Linked DNA regions of Mus musculus: region 1 is linked to region 2. The links are chromatin loops, found by intact Hi-C in ENCODE. Cell type or tissue: left cerebral cortex. All regions are shown on one strand. Each heading gives the region's core, and the rest is flanking DNA. Links, peaks and the distances in the headings are about the cores only. Region 1 overlaps Arhgap42 (Rho GTPase activating protein 42). Region 2 overlaps Arhgap42 (Rho GTPase activating protein 42).

Region 1 (11,925 bases), core at 3,291-7,290, 49 kb after region 2:
GCATGGCTCTCCCACCATCCACATGCATGACTCCCCCACCGCCTCCACTTGGTTTTTCATCTGCTATCCTACTTTTCCCATGCTGTGCTTCATGCATGTCTCTATCCCATAAATAGCTCACAAGGTGATCAGATTAAATCAGATGAACGGGTTAAGTGGCACAATTAAGACTGTCTATGAGTGTTCTCCTACCTGTATTCTCTTGCTCTTGCTCTTGTTCCCTTGATCCCCCCCTCTCTGCCTTCCCTTTCCTCTTCTCTCCATGTGGCCATGGCCAGCCTTCCCTATTCTCTCCCTCTCTCTGCCTTTCTACAATAAATGCCTTAAAACCAAAAAAAAAAAAAAAAAAAGGAGAAGAAGAATAGGAAAGAAAAGACTGTCTATGAGTTACAAATAAATAAAAAGACCCAGAAAAATAGTCTAATCTTGTCACTTGAAATAACAAAACCAGACACACAAAAACAGAAACTGGAGAATAAAAGAGTCAATGAATTTTATATGGACGTTGTAGGAAAGACATGTAACACTGATGAGGTATAGTGAGCCACCATGAAGAAGGGAAATCATAGGAAAGCCAAGTGCTTACACTCACAAGCATCTCCAGCTCAGCAGTGCAGTCTACAGCAAGGCCAAGGAAACCTTGAACGGGATAAAGCTTTTAGCATGGAGGATACCTCACACCACATCCATGGGGCACACATCTGTAAGCTCCCCACCCAGAAGATGGAACTAGGAAGAGAAAAAATTTCAAGTCATCCCTGACTACACAGGTAGTCAGAGGTCAGGCAGGGCTACTGGCCTTCTCAAAAACAAATAAACATCAAAAACAAACAAAAAGTTTAAGAGCTTCCATACAAAGTTGTCAGCAAACAAGACAAATAGATGCAAGAGATGCTTTTGCTACTAGCAACTGTAAGCAGACTCTGGTAAGTCAGTAAAAAGGGTATAAAGAACTTCGGGTACTAGGCAGATACAGGCTATTTGTTAACTAATGATGCCCTATTGGACAGTAAAACCATGCCAGGAAGTTTGGTAAGGTAGAACTGGTTGAAATCTGGGGACTCCATGGGCACACACCTGAGGCTTAGGTAACTCCCTACTCCCTGCCAGATTCCTGACTTGGAACACATGCCATTCTCCTCACATAAAAGAAACATGTCCTGTAATCCCATAGGCCCAAAACAGAGTTCTCCATGCTAATGAGGCACCTAGAGGTCCAGAGGGCTTAGTCAATAAGTTTCCCTTTCTAGACATTCCTCTCTGCAAAAGATCTACCTTGACAATGGGTATGGTATGGTATTGGTATGGTATGGTATGGTATGGTTTGCTATGGTATGCATCTATTTTCTGCCATGAAAAACAATAAACTGGTTAGAACCATGGACTGCCTTTTTCATCATGATCTGCCATGGGGAGCCATGGAGAAGGTATTTGACTACAGGGTCCCAGCTTAATTCTCAGGTATAGGCCTCTCTGCACTCCAAGCCACAGCCACCACTAAGCAAGCTTCCACTAAGCTAAGGACAGCCACCATGGGACAAGCCAGAGCTCCCTTTTCCTCCAACCCCATGCCCAGGGTCCCCATCGGCCCCTGACTCTGTTCTCAGCTCTTCTGTGATGAGTGCCTGGATGTCCAAGAACCCCATAGCTGTGGCCTCACCTGGGGACCCTTTGAATCAGCTCTGCCTTTCCCACATCTCAGACTGTGTTTACCCAACGGTGGGGCAGAGCCTCAGTGCTTCCCTACAGGACGGCACCTGCTTGGCTCCTGAGGTGGCATAGGATAAACACAGTCAAACTCCCTGTGTTCTGCTTCCCCAAGAGGCCATGCCCAGCAGTAGAGTGGACACACACCCACAATTCCACTGTTTGGACCTTGTAGTTTATAGCTAATATTTTTCTTTTAAATGATCCATAAAGCATAGACTTTAAATAAAGGATGGCAAAGAAGTCTGATGGATGTCTTCTTTTGACTATCACTGACCTGTCTTCAAGAGGGAAAATTAGTACAAAGCACCCTGGTAAATCCTCCTTTCATAGTCAATACTATGTTGTCCCCAAAGATTGCTTAGATAGGGGAAATGGCACAGATGCAAATCCAAACCACGGGATTCTAAAAGGGGGAGATTTCACAATAACTAAACATTTACCAAGTTAAGCAATCAGCGATGCTCACCGTTTGAGGTAGCTGTGAGGTGGTCGCTTAGAAAAAGTCTGTAAAGAAAGATATTACTCCAGATTCCTCACACAGGATTCACCAACTCCTCAGGGAATGTCTCTTTCATACACACATATTTTTAAAGAACTTTTTTCCTTATACGATGTCTTGGTTTTAATTCAATAAATCAAGAAATCAAAGATTGAAAAGTTGACTTGGGCTGGGGAGATGGCTCTGTGGTTAAGAGCACTGACTGCTCTTTAAAAGGTCCTGAGTTCAAATCCCAGCAACCACATGGTGGCTCACAACCATCTGTAATGAGATCTGACGCCCTCTTCTGGTACATCTGAAGACAGCTAAAGTGTACTTAGATATAATAATAAATAAAATTTTAGGCCGACAGAAGCGAGTAGAGATTCTGAATTCAAATTCCCAGCAACCACATGATGGCTCAAAACCATCAGTACAGCTACAGTCTACTTATATACATAAAATAAATAAATAAATAAATAAATAAATAAATAAATAAATAACTTTTTTTAAAAAAGTAATGACTTATAACATACATTTCATAATACATAAGACCCTGTCACATCACCAGTGTCATATGGTTTCATCAAAATCCTTCAAGATCTGGGCTGAAGAGATAGCTCAGGGGTTAAGAGCACTTGCTGACATTCATGCTGAGGACCACAGTTCTCTTCTAGCCCCCAGAACCTTATTACCCCAGCTCCTGAGGCACCCTTTGCTCTCTTCTGGCCTCTGGAGGTACTGTTCTCATGTGCGCATTCTCAGAAACACACAAACATGTCATTTAAAAAACAAAATCTTTTAAAAAAATTGCTATTATATTTACTTATCCAAGGTTACACAATTTCAAGTCGTAAAGATGTTACTCTTAGGACTTAAAGGGTCCACATATGTATGACCGGTGCACGTGCTGGAAAGGGTACGGAATTCATCTTGTCCTATTGCCTCTAACTTAGCCCACTGGGAACAACTTGGCTACAGTGAATTAGATGAGGGTGTCAAGGTGGCCCCAAAGCACTTTAGTTGTTGTGGGAACTTTAAAAGGTTTCACATTTTGTAGCTTGAGCTCCATGTACATTTATAACTTTGCTGTGGCTATAGTCCTTTCAGACTAATTTAAAGAATTTCATTATTAACCTTTGTAGTTGCAATAAAAACTATAAAATCCCAATCTGAACTTAACTTGGCAATTATAGACCTCTATGATCTTTTTGTTATTTTTTAATTGACCAAAGCAATTATATATGCTAGCCAACAACAAAACATGTTAAAACAAATTTAGGGGAAAAGTTTATGATATAAAAAAAGGTTTAGAAACCAATTTCAAGTTTATATAGATACAAAATAATGCAACCACTTGATGAAAGCTAAGTGAAAGGCTTTCTAAATGGAAGGAAAAGAAACTGCCTGTAGCTATCCCAGCCACATGGTGAGCCTGACTTAACAGACTCTATGAACACTGAGATTGGAATACACCACGGGTTCAGGAAACAGTGGGCCCCACAGATTGAGTTTAGGTTGTAAGTCTTGACGGCAAGTGGCTTTACCACCAAGCTATCTCACTAGCCCATCTTGGCTGAGCCATCTTACCAACTCCTCTTTGCCTATTTTAAAAAGCAGTATGGCAAATCCTTATAAATAACCTAAGAAAGTGGTCAATATAAAAAAAAAAATTCCATAAGATTCCATAGAAGATTAAGCTGTGACCAACACAATTTGCTCTGTATACATATGAACTGCTTTTATAAAATCTACCCAATGGTTCAACATTAGACTTACTGTGCTCAGTTCTAAGATGTCAAGGGAAAGTGACCGCTAGGCTATGTCCTTCTCTCAAGCATGTGTCATGGGAGGAACAGAGGAACCAAAGCTTTGGAGTCTAAGAAAATTTGCAATCCCAGAATTTTATAAGCACTCCCTTGTCTGCCTGTGGCACAACTGGACCATCTTTGGGTGCTGCCAAAGCAGCCTTAGACCAACTGGCAGTTGAACGAATGAACAAATTCAATCATTCTAAGTATAGCCGGTCATGTTTCTAGACAAATAACCAGGAAGCAAGGGAAATGGGTTGGCTTCAACTCAGCAAGACCATTAACCCAAAATACTGAAGCATTTTCAGAATGGCCAAAACATAGAGACTAATTGTCTATAGGGTCCTAAGCCACACATGGGACATCTATATTATATGCTGTCCCCCAAGATTCATGGACCTTCTCAGAAGGAGATATAGAAGAGTCAGAAGTTACAAAGGACTGGAGAAAAGCAAAATCTTAAGTTCTGGATGGGACTACAGCATCTGTAGTTGTCTGAACAAAACTGAGCCAATCAATTTTCCAGGTTTGGGAAGCTTGTTAGTCTACTGATAGTGGAGAAGCTGCTCACATTAGGTGGCTGCTGGGGGAAGTTTTCCTAAGGGTGTAGCCTCTGGATAGCAAGTTTCAGTAGACCTTACATGAGGAATATATGGGTAGCACAAATTGGACTCATTGGATCATGGAATAACTAACTAATTTTTCAAAAGTAAATACAAACTAGGGAAGAGTAGGGACAGCTGGTTCTGTGATGAATTAGAGGGACAGAGTAAACACGATCAAAACTGATCATAAATATGCATGAAATTCTGAAAACTCAATAAAAGATCGTATTAAAAACCCTCTTTCCAGGTTTCCATGACCACCCAGGCCCTGATTTTCTACACTGTTTTTGCTTGTTTGTGTGTTTGAGACATGAACTTGATGTATAACAGACAAAGTTTTGATCACTCTCTCCTATATTCTGGTATCGCATGCTTCAGCCACCACACAGAGCATCCCTCAGTGTTTTTGCAGTCTTAGAATTGCTTTTTGCAGTCTGTCCACCCTGGAGACTGAGGCAGAATTCTGACAGTTTTTTGAGAGCCCATCCTCAAAACACAAACAGAAAATATTTCACATTTCTCCTGAATCTCAAAGTTGCTCTGAGTCACTGTTGGTTCTCTGGGGGAGAACACCGACAGAGATTTTGGAAACATTTTGAAATAGGAGCCATAAATTTCACTATGGAAAAGTCACACTGGAATGCATAAATTGGGAGGGAAGTGTACAGAGAGAGGACCTGACAAAACTCTGCAAAGTTCTAGAGCTCAGCCTGGGTGATGTCATCGTTGGTGACGTCATCAGCAAGATTCCCCTCTGGCTCCCACCAAACATTTTTGTGCCAACTTGCTAGCTAACAGTAAATGGATCATTTCAGCATTTTTTATTCATTAGTTTTATAGACTTGCTTGTGAAGATGAATTCCTAGGTTGTACTAAAGAAGGCCCTCAGAAAATAAACGTGACAGATTAAAAGGGGAAGAAAATGTTACATTGATTCAGTTTTGAGGTATTCTGAAGGACCATTATAGCTTATGCTAAAACAAAGGCAAACCAACTAGCCTTGACAGATTGTTCAAAAGCTTAAGGATCCATTTTAAAATGCCAGGAGTGATGGTACGTGCATGTAATTCCGGAGCTGACGAGGCGGAGAAAAGAAGATCCCTAGGGCTCACTGGTCAGGCAGCCTGAACCGCCCCAGACTGCTTTCTCAAAGAAACCAAGGCAGATGCTTCTGAAGTGCACACAGTCTTCTAATTGTGCCCGTGGTGACTAGTTTTAATGAACAGCTTGACTGGGTTACGAAACCGCGAAGGCATTTGTAAATCACTCTTTTGCATCTGGAAGGACGTTTTCCAGAAAGGGTTAGCTGAAGCAGGAAGACCTGTCCTGGATGTGGGTAGCAACATCCTGTGGGCTGCCATCTTAGAGTGAATGAAAGAGGAAAAGGGAGGAAATGTTCAGGGCACCCACATTTCCCCACTTCCTGCTTCCTAGAGAAGTGAGCAAGCAGCCTCATGGGCCATCTGTGACAGCCAACCACCAGCCATGCTATCATCGCACCTTCCCAGCTACAGCCTACACCCTCAAACAATGAGCCAAAGAAACCCTTCCCCACTGAAGTGGGCTCTTGTCGGGTATCTGGTCACAACAAAAAGAAAAGAAACAAACAGATTGCCTCCTTTAGGTGTTAATTATATTGCAACTGAGTTATAAGGAAGAGCTCCAGGTACAAACTGTTCAATTTCAAGCATTAAACATTTGAGTGTCGTCTAGACAAAATAAACCACCCTAGATAGTGTCCTCTAAAATTATACTGCATTCTGACAACTACGCCTACTTCTGCAGTTGTCTAGGTCCCACACACAGAGCCACAAAGCACATCATTACTTTCTGCAACCCCAAGTACTAAAACTGTCTCTTCACTTGTCTATGAGGTTCCAGCTGACTGGTATAATCTTTTCCTGGCATGTCCAAGGTCTGTTTTCAGTCACCAACATTGTACAAGGGAAAAGATAGTTAATATCCATTCATCTCCCAAATCAAGTATCAAAGGCTACTAACCTTCAGAATTTTAATATTAATGAGGAAGCAGACAGAAATTACACCAATACCAATATCTACACCATATGTCTCTGTACCAACTACTGGGCATTTCTAAATGAATACACCAACCGGAGCAGCTAAGTTGGACAATAAATGAAACCTTGTGACCTGGGCTACAGGCAGTGTATGGATGAGGCAAGTCTCCACTCAGAGCAAAGACCTCTGGATCCCAGGCTAAAACACAAGCTGGCCATTTGAATCCAAGTTTTGTTTTAGACTTCATGCCTCTTGCTTAATGACTTTCTCAGCTGAAAACCATGAGAGCAAGGGAAAAGAATCCTAAAAGATGAAGGAGACAGGAGAATACAGGGTAACATAACATGGAGGAGCTCAGATCAGGCGGGAAGTGAAACTGTTTGCACATCTCTGTCTGTCTGTGCATCTGTCTGTGTGTCTGTGTGCATGTGTGTATGTGTATATGTGTATCTGTGTCTGCCTATCTGTCAGTGTTTCTGTGTGTATCTGTCTGTCTGTGTCTCTCTGTGCCTCGTGTCTGTGTAGACAAGAGGAGAGAGAACAAGCAGAGGTTACCCTGGTGGATTAAAGGCCAACAGAATTGGTTAGGGTTGTAAGGCTAAATCAAGGATCTACATGTGGGGAAGGGCAACTAGACAGACAGAAAGACTACCATCTTCTGTTCCAGGAAGATGTCCACCGTCACAGGGATAAGCATCAACCAAAGCAGCAGAGACAAAAGTTCAATGAGTAAATGAATAACATACAGTAAGAGGGAACATGATTCTCTGTGTGATTGCTTTCCTAATGCAAGGCTGTGAGTATGTTCCCTAGAATCCATGTGACAAAGAGCTGGGTGCTGGTGGTGCCAGACAAGATGGATGGAAACAGCCAGAAGTTGTCCTATGCATGCAACTACTGGGCAGATAAGTCAAACCAGGGTGAGGCATTCTTTAACAGTTCAGTCACCTCCCTAGCCATGTTAGTACTTCCAAATTGAGCGATGAAGCTATGCACAAGGAAAGCCTCTCTCACCAGAGCAGATAATTCCACAAAAATGGGGGCTTGGACTCCATCATGCATACAAATTGACTATGGTGTGCATTAATTTTAGAGAAGCACTTAGTTTAAGATGGGACCAAAAATAGCTCTTCTGTATTGACAGAGATGACAATCATGTCCAGATCCACACTAGGATTTCAGAGGGAGACTGTTGTTGTTGCTGTTGTTGTTGTTGTTATGGTAGTGGTGGTTGTTGTTAATGTGGTATGGGGGGTGTCTGTCAGTCAGTCTGTCTGTCTGTCTGTCTGTGTAAACTAGAGTGCCGCACGCAAGAACCATCTCCCTTCATTTTTATTTTATATTACCACTTATAGACCCAGAGCTTGCCAAGGATAGTAGCCACTAGGGAAGCTCTGGGGTTCCCTCTCTCTGCCATCCCAGCTCTACAAGCACCCAGATTTTTGGTTATATGGATTCCAAGGAGCACACTCATGGCCTTGCACTAGCAAAGCAATCATTTTGCCAACCAACCCATAACATCAGCCCTGGGTCAGACCAAACCGGGAAGTTACAGAGTAGTTTCTGCCTCTGGATATTACGTGGAGAACAGATTGATGAGGCTGGGGACACAGGTGAGTCCTAATAGACACAAACCAAAAGGAAAAAGACATCTCTGTGCAAGAAGGGACTGAAGACCAAAGTCACGAGGAGGCTACGCGCAGGCTGCTTCCCATAACCTCGGGCCTTCACTGCCACCTTTACGTGTCAGTCATACAGACATACCTGGCAGAGCCCACATTCAAATTAACAATTACCTGTTTGCAAGCTGTGTTTTTACTCCTCTTTAAACTATCAAATCTTATTTCACATACTCAGGATATAGTCAAAAAGAGATGAAGAATTTAAAGAGAAGCCATTTTTATATCCCATGAAGCTTGACTGGGTAATTAAAGGAAATCCAGTACAAGGTTCCCTTCCAAACTCCAACTGCATAGAGATCTAAGCTAAGAGGCACAGCTAAGGCACAGAGGTCTGCATGCAGTCATTTTCCCAAACCAGTCCTGCTCTAAAAGACATCAATTACATCCCCAAATCTCCAGAGGTCAAGTGACCTCAGACACCAGAAAGAAAGTCAAGGAACGCTAAAGCTTCTATGAACTTGAGTTTATTTATTGGATTCACATTCTTACTATGTCTGATTTCACCCTGTACCCATCACATACCAAGAAAAATTGAGCAAATATTACTTAACATTCTACTTGTAGTGCTTTTTTTATTAATTACAAAGGAGTGGTTTAAAGACCAATGCATTTCCATAGCGAGTTTGCCAGCATCACTAGGGAAACCAGTTAGTCATATTTACCAAATAAGGCAAGTTTTTTCAGTGCCTGGAATCTTTCTACAGTGAGCTCACTCTGCTCCTCCCTGGCTTTCTACAGTCCTCACAGGTCCTGGTCATGGCTCCTACACACTCCATAAATCAGGAAGCTCCCATACAGACGAGGGAGGCATGTCTCCAGCGCTCATTTGGCTTGTTTTCAGATCACTCCTGGCTGTATATAGAAGTGTAAGAGGCAAAATACAGCCCAACTTCACAGCAGTAAAGATCACTATCAAACTAAAGCCACTAACTGAATTAGTAAGAGCTTCTTGCTCCTGTGCACACATATGGCAGACTTTACCTGACAGTTCTAAGTGAAACTCTTGCTAATTTTCCACTCATGAGTCTACACACGTATCCACCGATTTCTAATTTTTTAACAAATGACTCCATTCACTTGCTCAATTTCAAAGAAATAATTTTCTATTTTTAACTGTTTCTGTATAGAAAACTGGAACACAAAGACAAAATTTCAACCTACATTGTATCTAGTAAATCTATGGCAAAAACTATCACCTTTTTACCTAACATTCACAGTATTATAGAATGGGTTGTCTACTATGTTTGGCAATTCTGGTCACGATATGAAACCTGAATGCCACAAATGCAGAGTGGTTTTCACATGACTATTTCAAGACAAATAGTTCTGCATCTTCCTCTTCTCAATGCTCTGTGCCCAACCACACCCAGGAACAGCAAATCAGAAGGTTCTTTCAGAGGAAATAATTTCATAGAAATAAATACCACATAGAAGTAAGGAAATCTGCTGTTTGTGTTAAAATATGAGTTGTAATCAACAATGTGCAAAGTTACACCCAAGTTTTTCTTTCTAGAAACGCTGTGTTCTCCAAGCATAAAACCCTTGTGCTTTGAGTATGGTGCATATTGCTCATAGGTGCTTGTGTAGAAAGCTTGGTTCTAGTCTGGTGGAGTTGAGAGACAGGAAAACATTTTAAAAAGCGATTAGGTCTTTGAAGGGAAATCATGGGGCTAAGAATGTAGCTTAGTGGGTAGAGTGCTTGTCCATCATGCAGGATGTCCTGGGTTCAGTTCTCAGAAAGGCATAAACTGGGCATTCTAGCAGACACTAGCACTCCAGAGGTATAACGAAGAGAAGTTCAAGGTCTTCCTTGGCTACAAATGGAATTTGAGGTCAGCCTGAGCTACACAAAACTCTGACTCAAGAAGGAGCAGGAAGCAAAGCAGAGAGTGCTCTGTTCACTGCCTTAGGAGAGCAGAAATTCACAGTCAGGTGGGGTTCCTCCCTCAAATCTCTCTGGCTTCCCCCCTTATAGAGGTCTCCTTTCTGGTCCTGCCTGCTTCTCATCTGTGAGTGTGTCATGGGGCCCCACCAGCATCATCTCTTTGAGATCTCCCAGACATTAACAAAATAAGGTTCTTTGTTTTGTAAGGCAGCCTCAGGTACTTTGCTAATTCAGAGTAGAAAAATAAAGATGCCGAATCACTGCACAAATATTAAGTCTGAATGTATTACTGAAATGACAACTGGAATTTATTTTAAGACACAATTTTTTGTGGGTTTCTTATTGTGTTTTGTTTGTTTGTTTGTTTGTTTGTTTGTTTTTCAGTAAGGGGCCAGGGAGTAAATACTTCATTCTTTCTGGACCACACGCTGTTTTATACAACTACTCTACTTAGCTAATAGAATGGAAAAACTTAGAAAACAGACAAATGAATGATACTAGACTCCAACAAAGATTTAATTTCTGGGTACTAAATTTGGCTTTCATGAAATTTGCACATGATATAAAATATTATTCTTTAAATTATAACAAAATTAAGAGATATACTAACTGTTCACAGCTCATGGGCCACACACAGAGATGGGTAATTTGTTTGGTCTATAGCTTTCAACCTATACCTTAAAAGACAAAATTCATGTTTAGGACAATCACAGGAAACAACTGTGACCTTTAATTCTACAAGGAGGAATTAAAAAGAGAGAGCAGCCACGCCAGCTCCATCATAGAGATACTATTACCATACCCCAGATGACACAGATGTCTCACTTCTTTTGGGAATTTGCTAAAAGCGTTCACGGAGCAAGAAACAGTGCCATGTGATTGTTTTTAAAGGCAGCTGTAGTTTACTTCCTGATTGCCTCCAAAGTCCCACTATACATTTGATACCAGTCTGTAGTACTATTGGGAAAAGAAGGAAGCTTCAGGAAGTAGGGCTTCATTGAAAGAACTTAGGTAACTAGAGGTGTGTTCTTGAAATGGTTCTTGGGACTCCAGACCTCCCTCTTCTTCAGAAGAGAGCACCTTCTTCTGCCAGCCATCCTTTGTCATGTGTGTAGCCCTGTGGCAGGACCAAAGGCAACAGAGCCAGAAGACTACGAACTGAACTCTGAAACCACAGCCAAATTAAATGAAAGAGGAAAGGCTGATCTCAGGCCCTCGTTATAGTCACAGAAAACCATGGCACAGTAGAGACCTGTGCAGACACACAAAGAAAAACAGGACAGGGACAGAGAAACATGACACATCATGAAACCTGAGACCCAACGTCAAGTGCAAGGAAGACAGAAGACTCAAAAAGTCTGTGCTTCACTGGAAACAAGACAGTAGTAGCTCAGAGCAAAGACAACCATGACCTGAAAGAAACCCAAGTGACCTTCTGCCTGTACATGCATAGCCATGAACTCACTTACATGTATCACACACACACACACACACACTCACATGCACACACACACACACACACACACAAAACACACACACACACATGTGCACATACACACTGACTTCTAAGAGGGCTTAGTTACTCCATGGATTGTATGACACTGGTGATTTATATGTTTAGTTTTGAACAGTACAACTAACAGCAGTGTGCAGTTAGCAAGCATACTTGCTAAATTATGGTGCAAACCATATTACTTAATGTGGTTCATATTTTTAAAAACTTAAAAACAAGAAC
Region 2 (11,925 bases), core at 4,744-8,743:
GGTTGTTGTGACAGACAGGTCTCTGTTGTATCTGGTATTTGTTTTCTTTGTTCAGGAAGTAGAGAGTGTCAATGTGACATGGCATAATTGCTGTTTTTACTTCTGAAAACTGGCAGAACCCAGAATTTAATGGCATGATGCTGCTAAGGGAAAGATGACTAGGGCAATATTTGTTATCCTGAATAGGACTTTCATTCACAAGCTCCCATGGGACTTTAAATAGCGAGTGCTGCCACAATTACCTTCTAAAACTGATCCCTGTAGTCTTTTCACTGGAGATCCTTCACTAAAGTCTGTGGTGAAATAACACTTCCTCACTCTGGTTATGGTAGTGGTGGAGAGGAGGCTGTCTTACATTCTGTATAGAAATTCAGTCTTCCTATATGAAATCATAGTGATGCTTTCAAGTAAGTAACCAAGGTGTGTGGTGCAGATACAGCATGGTAAATTATAAAACATACTAAATCCAGGGCCAGCTAGATGGCTCAGCAGTAAAAGGGTCTGCTGCCAAGGCTCACAACCTGAGTTCAATCCCTGGGACAAAGATGGCGGAAGGAGATTCCACAAGTTATCTTATGACCTGCATATAGTACATGTGCATACACCATAAACCCACACAGACAAATACACACATTTTTACAAGGAGGGGATAGGGTAATGGCTTGGGAGTTATTTGTTATGCAAGCATCAAGACCTGCATTTGGACCTCTAGAACCCAGGTGAAGTATCAGTATGACAGCCCCCCACCCCCAGGCAAAATGGGGAGTCCTAGAACAAGCTGGCTGTGATAACTATTCTTGTTTGCCGACTTGAATATATCCATTATTAAAACCCAACCTGCAGGGTACACCTGAGGGATTTTTTTGATTGATTCATTTGAGGTGGGAAGATTCACCTTAAATCTGGACCATGGAAAAAGGATGCTTGCTATCTTTGTCAGCTTGCCCTGCGAGCAAGGTCAAGTTAATTTCTTCACTGTTATTAAAGCCTACTTCCTTGGGATTCCAGTGTATACTGAGGAGCAGCAGAGACATTCTGGACTGAGCAACTATAGGACCCTTGTTCTTTCCACTGAAAATCAGACATTGCTGGAATAGTTGGATCATAGCCTATAAGCCCCTCTTATTAATCTATCAAATCTGTTTCTCTAGATCCCTGACTAATGCACTAGCTAATGGGACTAGCCCCACTGGAAGAGCTCTGGGCTTGACTGACAGAGTCTGTCTACATGAAAAGGTGGAATGATGTGAGGGATGACATGAACCACTATGGGCATGAGTGCATAAACGTGCATGCAACCACACATGTGTCCACACACATGCAAACATGCATATACACACATGGACCCCACACACATGGAAAATAAAAAGTAAAATAAGAGAGAGACCTCAAGTCTGTCTCTGGGACTCACTTTTCTCCTGGACGTAAAGATAGCCCTCCATGGTCCACTGGCTGGGAGGTCTATAATCTTGATTGGCAGACTTCATCCTCTGCATCAGTCTCTCCACTTCTTGCCGAGTGCTTTCAAAGTTATTCCTTGTCTTAAGTGAAGAGAAGCCACAAACTCACTGAGCATTTTCCACCAGGTTTGAGGAAATTGTTGACTAAAGTTTTAAAACTGCCAAGGAGAGCAGGGTAACCTTCAAGTCTACTCAATGTAAAAGGAATCTGCTGTGCTGAGCTGTGTGCCTGCTCTGAGTCACTTTAGTAGAAACATCCCTGGATGACTCTGTGCATTTTTCTCTGACTCTTGTGTGTGAGAGACTTTCTAATTCAGATTCTGTGGAGAGTCCCAAGTTGGTGAATTACAGCAAATGAAATTATTGACCATCTGCTAGCTTTGGATTAGCTAAGATTAAAAGTAGATACATAAGAACTTAATCTCTTTTTTGAGGAAGAAAAAAATGATGCTTTTGATATATGTGACAATGAGCATGTTTAAAAGAAAATCCCTTCTTTTCCTAATGGCTTTTACTTTTTTTTTTTTTTTTAGAATTAAAGAAAATAACTTTGCTATAATGAACTCACAAATAAAAGTTTCACATGGATAGATTAAGGTGGCTACTCAGAAAACCTCAGCTCCAGAGTCTACCGCTCAGTGAAGTCTACAGCTGAAAGTCTTGTTAGAAAGCACTCACATGGTTTAGTTTCTGGAAGTACTAATACAGTTGTTAGAAGGCCAGTGTAAAACTTATTCACACAGAATGCAAGTTCTTCTTTCTTTTGAGAATAATAATTTATACGCTTGATAGTGCATTTGCTTAAGCTGTAGGAAAAAGAGTAAGGTTTTCTCGGAAAGACTCTGGTTTGCATTCAAAGCGCTTCACCCTAACAAAAGTGTGTCAAAAAATAAAGTCCAAAGCCTACTCCCAGAGCTCTCGGTGGATGGTCCATGAGAGGTGATCCTCAGAGAGAGTAGGGTCTTTATCTGGGGACTATCATGCTGCTTTATTCTTTTAACTATAAAGATTGACTGGGTCTTTCAACTGCTTCCTTTCTCCTATCCCAACTGAGGTAATTGTAGCTGATACTGAAAGAACTTGTAAAGTCTCTCTGGCATCTGCAATTTTGCATTTTATTTTATTTTACTGAAGACAGACAACCATCTTCTACATTGAAAAATAAAACAAACCAACCAAACAAACAAAAGACAAAAACAAAAAAACCACAGTGCAGACAAGCTAAAGGCAAAATTATTTCTGCTGGGGAACCTAAGTGCAAAAGCAGAAATCCAAACATGATGAGAAAAATCCAATTGCATAGCTCTGCAGGGACATGCCAGCTCAGTAGCACACTGTCAAGATTCCATGATGATGAGACCCAGATAAGCAGAGAGACACACACCTTTTACAGAAGACTAAGTGAAGGGTATTTTGGCTAGATTGCTATCCACTCAGGCATTCAGTGATTGATGACTCAACAGTAGGATTTTGTTCTTCCCCGGGTTTGAGGATGGCAGAAATGTATTGGCCAATTGTAGACATGTCACTATGTGTTCTGAGACCAAAAGAGCTAGAGGACATCACAAAATAAGCTGGTAGAAACGGATAATGTATAAATGGCGCTCATCTGTATGTTAAAGCAAGGCATTTGAATGCTTCAAAACTACTTTTAAATATTCTGCAAATAATTAATTGCAGGTGTTTTGCATGTGTTTTCAGAGATATTAGACATAGAACACGAAGCCAGAGACCTTCCCTTTGAAACTGGAGAAATCCTGCTTTCTCAACAAATGAGACTTGCCTAAAGCCAGCCAGTCCCTTTTGTGTTCCTGGCTTTGAGGAGTAACTGAGAGATGGAAGACAAACACACTGTGAGTCCCTGTGATGTTTTGGTATCTGCATATATTGTGAAATCATTTCTATAATCAGGCTAAGTAATATATGCATCACTACATGTATTTTCTGTCCTTGTTTGTGTGATGAGAAGAATTGAAGGTCCATTAAAGAAATTTCAGGTATATACACTGTACTAACTATACTCAGCACAGAGGATGTGAGAATCCCATTCACCCTGAGTCACCCACTAAGCTAACAAGATTACTACTAACTTGCAAGGACCCTGCTTTGTAATACTTTTATAAAACCCAGTAACATACATTTTTCTAACATGAAATCAGTTCTTCTTTGGCATATATTCACCTAGTTGCTACAAAATAAGTCATGAGGATGTCTGTAAAGAGGACTCCCTAAGCTACTGTGGTTTGCCACATTTACATAAGGTCTGGCTTGGTCCTAACTGAGTCACTTTGAGGTCATTGCTAAGGGATGGCAAAGAGGACAGAGTATCCTTACATTCTGCAAGTTGAATTGTAGCTGTTGCTTGTACGGTGCAAATTCCTGGGCAAGTTCATATCCCTCGTGGTAAAATGTAAACAAACCCTGAAGGAAGGACAAAAGCTGCAAAAGATAAAAACATGCACGTAAAAAAATCATAAAAATTTGCTTTTCTATATATGAAAAGACCATCCAATACAAAATATCAAGGTGATTATCAGTCATTCTAATTTCTCAAAGTAATGATTTTTGATCAATGCATTTAGCCATGGAAACATGGGTGTGAGGCAGAAACAAGAGGTCATTGCCCCTTCACTGTCTTTCCCTGAGGTCATGAACATGCATTGTCCGCTGCTCTACCTTCCAAATGCATCATCAAACAACCACTGGGGGCCGCTAAGGGGATCACAGAGAACTGGGAAAGGTCTCTAGACAAAACAGAAGGTGAAAAGGCATTAGATTTAGAGACTGGGCAGGATATCCCAGGAAGGAGCTGGCCACAGTCAATAACAATTTGTCCAGAGGGAGAAAAGAAAATTTACCAGCAGGTGGCAGTATAGATCCTGTTTTGACTAGGGAAGTCTATTCAAGGAGAATTTAAAGCAGATTAAGAGTGAGTTCGAGGCCAGCCTGGTCTACAAAGTTAGTTCCAGGACAGCCAGAGCTATATAGAGAAACTCTGTCTTGAAAAACCAAAAACCAAAAACAAAACAAAAAAAAAAAAAAACAAAAACAAAAAAAAAAAGAGTTGAGTCAGAACATAGGATCACATGATCATTTTTACTCTGAGCAAAATCTTCAGAAAAGAAATTTCATATTCCTAGCCTTGAAATAACAAATTCTTTTGTGCTTACATCTGTAAATAAGGAGGACTTATAAAATTATGGGATGAGTATGTATGTTACTAAGTTTATCTAGAAAAAATGATTCATTTGGTACTTTATATAATTGCCTGCAGTCTTATTCCATAGCCATAGCCACTGTCTCGGTCAGCCTACAGCTTCTTGCTGCAATAGAGTGGAAAATACCTTCAAAAGAAGCCTATACTGTACCATTTGTTATTTTTCAAATTAAAAAGAGAAAGGCTATTTGAAACCATCTTCTTATGAGAGTGGCTTCTCTCACCTCCTCTGTGTGGGGAGGCAGGAACACCCAAGAGTCATCCCATGTGTGTGTTGGGATTGCTAATTCGAGTATGAGCCGGATCTACTAGGGAATGATGACTTCATGCTTTTCTTTCAACATGCAAGTCAACTCCATTCTGAGTTAGGTTCATTTTTAGGAGTTTAACACTAAAAATAATTTCTTAAGTTTTTTTTTTTTCATTTAACTTAATTCTCCAGTTTAGAGCAAACTGGGGCTTAAAGCTGAATTTAAACACTTCCAGGTAGGCCCTGCATGTGTAGATCTAGACTTTTTCAAAGATTAAAAAACATTAAAATACTTCTGAAATGCCTAACTAACAGCAGTCCTCTGACTAGCCATTAGAAGAGCATTTTCTCTGTTGGCATCAGTAATTGGCCCACAGTGAAACTCTCCCACTGAGGATTAGACATCATAGGTAGTGGGTCATTTCAAAGCCATCAGAAGCCACCCAGTTAATTACATTTACAGGGAAGATATTTTTAAAACATTGCAAAAACCTACAAAATATCTAACACCCTTAAATCTACTTTTCTAATATTCTGACTTCTCAGAGTATGGGAGCGGGAAGGCATACTGTGTCAGAAATATCATGGCATCTAAATAGTGTGTGTGGATTCCTGGAGTCTAGCTTGAGGCTCTGGAGTACAGTTAGTTTATCTATTAAAAAATTAGATGCATACAGAAGTGTCACATGTTTGTCAAGTCACTCGAAAGGAAGTAATTTGATAGAGATTGTGGCGAGCCAGCACTCTCCACTGAGACCTGTTTGCTAATTGAGCTTTAAAAGTCATGATTCCAGCACTTCTGTCTCTCTGAGGTTGCTCTGTATCCTAAGCATTTCCAACACATCGACTGCCACAGACAGAAATCCCCCTGCCAGCCTCATTAGTGGGGCTGTAGAACGTCGTAATAGGAAGCATGCATTTTCTTCCAACACATTCTAAGCACCCAGAAGGGAGTGAACAATTTTATTGAAGCACATAAAAATTACATACCGAGAGATGGCTCAGAGGTTAAGAGTACTAGCTGCTCTTGCAGAGGATCTGGATGCTGACATCCAGCCTCCAAATGGCAGCTTATAACACGCTGTAACTCTGGTTTCCAGGGATTTAGTGGCCCTCTTTTGGCCTCCATGGGTATTAGGTACATATATGGTTCACATACATACATGCAGACTAAGCTTATACACACACAAAGTAAAATAAATAAATAAATCTGAAATATTAATTAATGGCACACCAAGAGCGGTCACCTTTTTCCTTGATGCTGCATTTCCTTGGAAGAAGCTTGGTAAAGTCTAAACAAAATGGGTGTGAAAGAAGAGTCCCTAGATGGCGGTAGAGCTCAACGTTTTAAAAAGGAGTGTGTCCATGTACAGGCTGGTGGCACACTAGACAGATGCCATGGTGGTAAACCAATGGCGGTCAGTAGAAAGACCCAGGGAATATGGACACCTGCCCTTCCCAGACCTTCGTCATCTTTGGTCAGTATGGGGGAAAACAAACAAACAAACAAACAAACAAACAAACAAACAAAAAGAAATAAGGCTTAAGCTCTCTATAGAGTAAATGTGACCTTCACAAAAATGATAATAAGGACTAATTGATGTATAATTTTATTTTACACTTAGTATTTTGTGTCTATGTGTGCATGCAGTGGGTGAGTGTGTCACGGTGCACATGTACAGAACAATCAAGAAGGAGTTGGCACTTTCCTTCTACCATGTGGGTTTTAGGGAATAGGGCTTGGTGGCAAGTACTTTTTCTCCAGATTCACATTCGTTTAGTACCAGGAAACTCTGTCACACTTTATTGTTTCCATGGTGTTTAGAGTTAAATTGTTATTTATTAGCCCTCAAACAAAACCAAAAGTCAAAACTTATATACATACTGCAATAAATTGACTGTCATAAAAAAGACCTGTGCCAAGAAGTTTAAGTGGGATGTCACAATTTGGGATAAGGTAAGGAGAAACACACACACACACACACACACACACTTCAAGTGAATGGAAGCTTCCATTTCCTCACAGTTCAACAATACTAATCATACTTGACATCATGACACCATGTTTTTAGATAATTTTTAGAACTAAATAAACGTTCATAATCTTCCCACCTATTGGTGGCCACTTGACTAAAATCCAAATGGATTCGTGGGCATGCATTAGCTACTCATCTCTACACAGACAACTCAGTGGGATAAAGTAAGATGATAGAGCGGGGGCAGTGCCTAGTAAGAGGCAGAACCAGCTGCAGCAGGATGCTCCAAAGCCCCTACTTCCCACAGCCACACACCAACTTCTCATAGTTCCACAACCTCTGGAAACTGGGACATGCATTAAAATACATGGGCATGTGGAGGACACTCCACACCAAAGTACATGTGTGTAAAAGGAAATGCAAGACATCTAGAGTACAAAGCAAATTGCAAAACTAACCATTTGCCACTGCCCTGAACTTGTATACACAAAATACTAAAGAATCCATTTTAAAGAAAACTAATAGAACTAATAAGCCACTTCTGTGAGATTAGTGTGCAAAGACTGAGTTTATACTGGCATACACTACAACAGACAATCTGAAATGAAATTAAGAAAACTCCCATCTTCAACTGCCTTAAAGGAATAAAATACTTACCAGCTAATTTGGTAAATTTAATTCAAAACTTATTTTGAAAACCATGAATGTAGCATAAATAAATTAAAAATTGAAACAAATAAAATCTCTCCCTTTCACAGTTTGAAGAACTTGAAACTGTTAAGAAGGTATTTTCTCCACATTGAAAGGCAAGTACGGTAAAATCAAAACCACACGTCACATCTTTGCAGAATCCAGAAATTGTAAATTCACATAGAATGGGAAGCAGTACTAGCTGACCAAAGAGCTCTTAGTAAAAATAGAGTAGGAAGGCTTACACATCTTATGTCATTCCAACTTAATGCCAGACAGCATAAATGGGCAGCTCACTGTGATGGGAACTGACAAACAGATACATATCAGTGACCATGGCAGAGTTTGAATGGCCACATTTGGTTCTCAGCTGGTAGCACTGTTAGGGAGGCTGTGGAACTTTCAGGAGGTGGGATGCTGCTGGAGGAAATGAGTCACTGCAAGTTAGACTTATGGTTTACCATCCACTTGGCTTCTAGTTCTCTATTCTGCCCAGATCTGAGCCATCTCCCACAGCTACCTTGCATTCTCTATCACAATGGACTGAGTCCCCCTAAACAGTGAACCACATATATCTTCCCACACACACCACAAATCTCTGGTTAACCAATGCTTCACAAGATTCTCAAGAGTCTCACAACTAGGGAATAAACAGGCATTGGTGAATATCTGAATAGATTCCCTCCCCACACATCAGGAACCTTATATACATACTGCAATAAATTGACTGTCATAAAAAAGACCTTTGCCAAGAAGGGTAAGTGGGATGTCACAATTTGGGATAAGGTAGGGGGAAACACACACACACACACACACACACACACACACACACACACACACTTCAAGTGAATGGAGGCTTCCATTTCCCCACAGTTCAAGAATACTAATCATACCTTTTGCCTGCCATCTGTGAACAAATGATTATAAATTTTCCTTTTGATACAACTAAGATCATATCATAGAAAGAGATACCTGAGTGTTTCCAGACAGAATGAGCCATAAGAAAGCTCAGATGTGGCAACAGCCCATCCCTAAGTCACTCTCCAGAAGGTACACAGATAAGAAAATACCATCCCAAGTTCAGACAAGGAATAATTGTACAGTTAGTGGGCAGAGCCAGAAAGACATGTAAATATGTGTGGAAGAAATGTACAGGGAAAATTAAATTGTCAAAATTTATGGACTCTCATACTGTGGTTTAAAAATAGGCCTTAACTTAGAAATGCCTATTGGCAAGTGTTACAGGAGTTCTCCACCTAGGGCAGAAGTAAGAAGCGTGGCTTTCTAAACTACAGTGTGTGCCAGCAGGAGGATGGGTCAGTGGTTAAGAGAGCTTCCAGTTCTTCCAGAGGATACAAGTTTGGCTCCCAGTACCCACATCAGGAGGCACACAACCTGTTAACTCTGATTCTCAGGGATCTAATGCCCTCTTCTTGCCTCCAAGTTGCATGCACATGTGTGCTTGTGCATGTGTGCACACACACGCGCGCGCGCACACACACACACATACACATATATAAAGTTTTTCAAAATCTTACACACACACACCCAATAAAACCTCATCATGGGGCTCTCTGTCAGGGCTTAGTCAGAAAGAGGGGAGTAGGAATCATAAGTAGTGCCCTTTGCCATAAAATATGGCTTGCTAGGCTCAGGAACCACAGTGAGATTCAGAAGGCCTCTCTAAAGTCATATGGAGTTTGATCAGATGGTCTGTTAGGTAAATTACTTTTTCATTCTAAGGGAAATTAACTACTTAGCTCTTCAGCAAGCAGAGTTCCCAGGAAAGTTGGTAGAAAATTAAAATCTTGAAACTGAATTGTATCTCCAAAGCTCCTAATCCTCCTGGATCAGGGTACTAGCCTTATGATACACAGTGCTTTGCTTATACCACTGAGTTGCTGGACTCCAAAGCTGAGAACCTGCAACCCAGGAGAGGACCCACATTCTCGCAGGCTCTGCTCCTCCCCACTGCAAAGTCTGGTGGGATCCCACATGGAAGCAGATTATGACAGATGTGTTTCTTCACTCTGTCATCATTTCTCTGAAACAGGGATAGGGTATTTCATTTTTCTTTTTTTCTTAAACTTTTTTATTATTCAAATGCATTTGATACATTAAACATATTAATAGTATTAAGTATTTTGAGAATCAAATAATACATAAAAAATTTGTTCAACTTTTATATTCATATCTTTTTATACCCTAAACATATCACTAGTGAATATTTAATACTACCCATAACTGAGGATTCTATATCTAATGGTGAATACTAAATTATTTCAAAACATACAAAATATTCTTTGGGAGTTAAGCATAGTAAAAGGGCATAAAGTATTAAAAAGGAATCATTAAGAAATATATTAAAAAGCATTTATATGATACAACCTGACATAGTGAGAGAGTATTTAAAATGCATTATATATCTGTGTACATTGTCTAACAATCAGTTTACTTTAAAAATTATCAGTGTTTCTAGAAGAAATATTATTTTATCAGTAAGTATATTTTAAAAATTTCAAAATAGCAAAAACTCTTTGAAGTTAAACATTAAGAACATGCTAATTTCAAGCACTGTGAGAAAGATTATCAATAAAATGTCCATTATGTTTGCAGAATATGATTTTAATATTTTCAACTATTAATATTCAACAAACAGAATAATTATTTTAAGATATATTTTATTGTTATGTATCCCTTTTCACTACCGTCTCTAGTAAATTGGATACTGTCTCTTTGCTCTCTGGTTAGTCTGACTAAGGGTTAATCTATCTTGTTGATTTTCTCAAAGAACCAGCTCCTGGTTTGGTTGCTTCTTTGTACAGTTCTTTTCCTTTCAGCCCTGAGATTGATTATTTCCTGTGGTGTATTTGCTTCTTTTTGTTCTAGCTTTCAGGTGTGCTGTCAAGCTGCTAGTGTAAGCTCTCTCCAGTTTCTTTTTGGAGGCACTCAGAGCTATGGGTTTTCCTCTTAGCACTACTTTCATTGTTTCCCATTAAGTTTTGGTATGATGTGTCTTCATTTTCATTAAATTCTAAAAAGCCTTTAATTTCTTTCTTTATTTCTTCCTTGACCAAGTTACCATTGAATAGAACATTGTTCAGCTTCCATGTGTATGCGTGCTTTCCATTGTTTTTGTTGGTATTTAAGACCAGTCTTAGTCCATGGTGATCTGACAGGGTGTATGGGATTATTTCAATCTTGTTGTATCTGTTGAGGCCTGTTTTGTGACCAATTATATGGTTAATTTTGGAGAAGGTACCATGAGGTGCTGAGAAGAAGGTATATTCTTTTGCTTTCGGATGAAATGTTCTATACATTTCTGTTAGATCCATGGGGTTCATAGCTTCTGTTCGTTTCACAGTGTCTCTGTTTAGGTTCTGTATCCATGATCTGTCTATTGCTGAGAGTAAGGAGCTAAGTCTCCCACTATTATTATGTGGGGTACAATGTGTGCTTTGGGCTTTAGTAAAGTTCCTTTTAAGAATGTGGGTGCACTTGTATTTGGAGCATAGATGTTCAGAATTGAGATTTCATCTTGGTAGATTCTTTCCCTTTGACCAGTATGAAGTGTCCTTTCTTATCTTTTTTGATAACTTTTGGTTGAAAGTTGATTTTATTCAATATTAGAATGGCTACTTCAGTTTGTTTCTTGGGACCATTTTTTTTGGAAAATTGTATTCCAATCTTTTACTCTGAGGTAGTGTCTGCCTTTGTCACTGAGGTGTGTTTCCTGTATGCAGCAAAATGCTGGGTCCTGTTTATGCATCCAGTCTCTTAATCTATGTCTTTTTGGAGGAATTGAGTCCATTGATGTTAAGAGATACTAAGAAAAAGTGATTGTTACGTCCTTTTATTTTTGTTGTTAGAAGTGGAATTATGTTTGTGTGACTATCTTCTTTGGGTTTGTTGAAATATTACTTTCTTGCTTTTTCCTAGGGTGTATTTCCCTCCTTGTATTGGTATTTTCCATTTATTATCTTCTGTAGGGCTGGATTTATGGAAAGATATTGAGAAAATTTGTTTTGTCTTGAAATATCTTGGTTTCTCCATCTATGGTAATTGAGAATTTTGCTGGGCATTTGCGTTCTCTTAGTGTCTGTATAATATCTGCCCTAGATATTCTGGCTTTTACATACTCTGTTGAGAAGTCTGGTTTAATTCTGATAGGTCTGACTTTGTATGTTACTTGACCTTTTTCTCTTACTGCTTTTAATATTCTTTCTTTGTTTTGTGCATTTGATGTTTTGACCATTATGTGATGGGAGTAATTTCTTTCTAGTCCAGTCTGTTTGGAGTTCTGTAGTCTTCTTGTATGTTCATCGGCATCTC

The links. A loop is a pair of places that touch in the nucleus more often than their neighbours do. Peaks named below come from ENCODE experiments on the same cell type or tissue, not always from the same donor. Only the 100,000 strongest peaks of a DNase experiment are listed, where the experiment ranks them.
Region 1: it touches region 2 in a loop (2.4-fold over the local background); 2 of 42 quality-filtered maps call a loop at or near these places.

Annotation. Positions count from the first base shown.
Region 1 is chr9:9,095,920-9,107,844 of GRCm38, forward strand. The region is part of intron 4 of Arhgap42 (Rho GTPase activating protein 42); the gene reads right to left. Among named protein-coding and RNA genes, the nearest start is that of Gm16833, 130 kb to the right of the region's middle. In left cerebral cortex, for the core only: no CTCF peak of the experiment used is centred there; DNase peaks (open chromatin) are centred at 5,267, 6,117 and 6,387; H3K27ac peaks cover 1,490 bases.
Region 2 is chr9:9,045,094-9,057,018 of GRCm38, forward strand. Arhgap42 (Rho GTPase activating protein 42) reads right to left here. Exons shown (of 24, transcript NM_001372563.1): 7 at 3,795-3,899; 8 at 1,412-1,541. Among named protein-coding and RNA genes, the nearest start is that of Pgr, 150 kb to the left of the region's middle. In left cerebral cortex, for the core only: a CTCF peak has its summit at 6,247; DNase peaks (open chromatin) are centred at 4,896, 6,253 and 8,009; H3K27ac peaks cover 307 bases.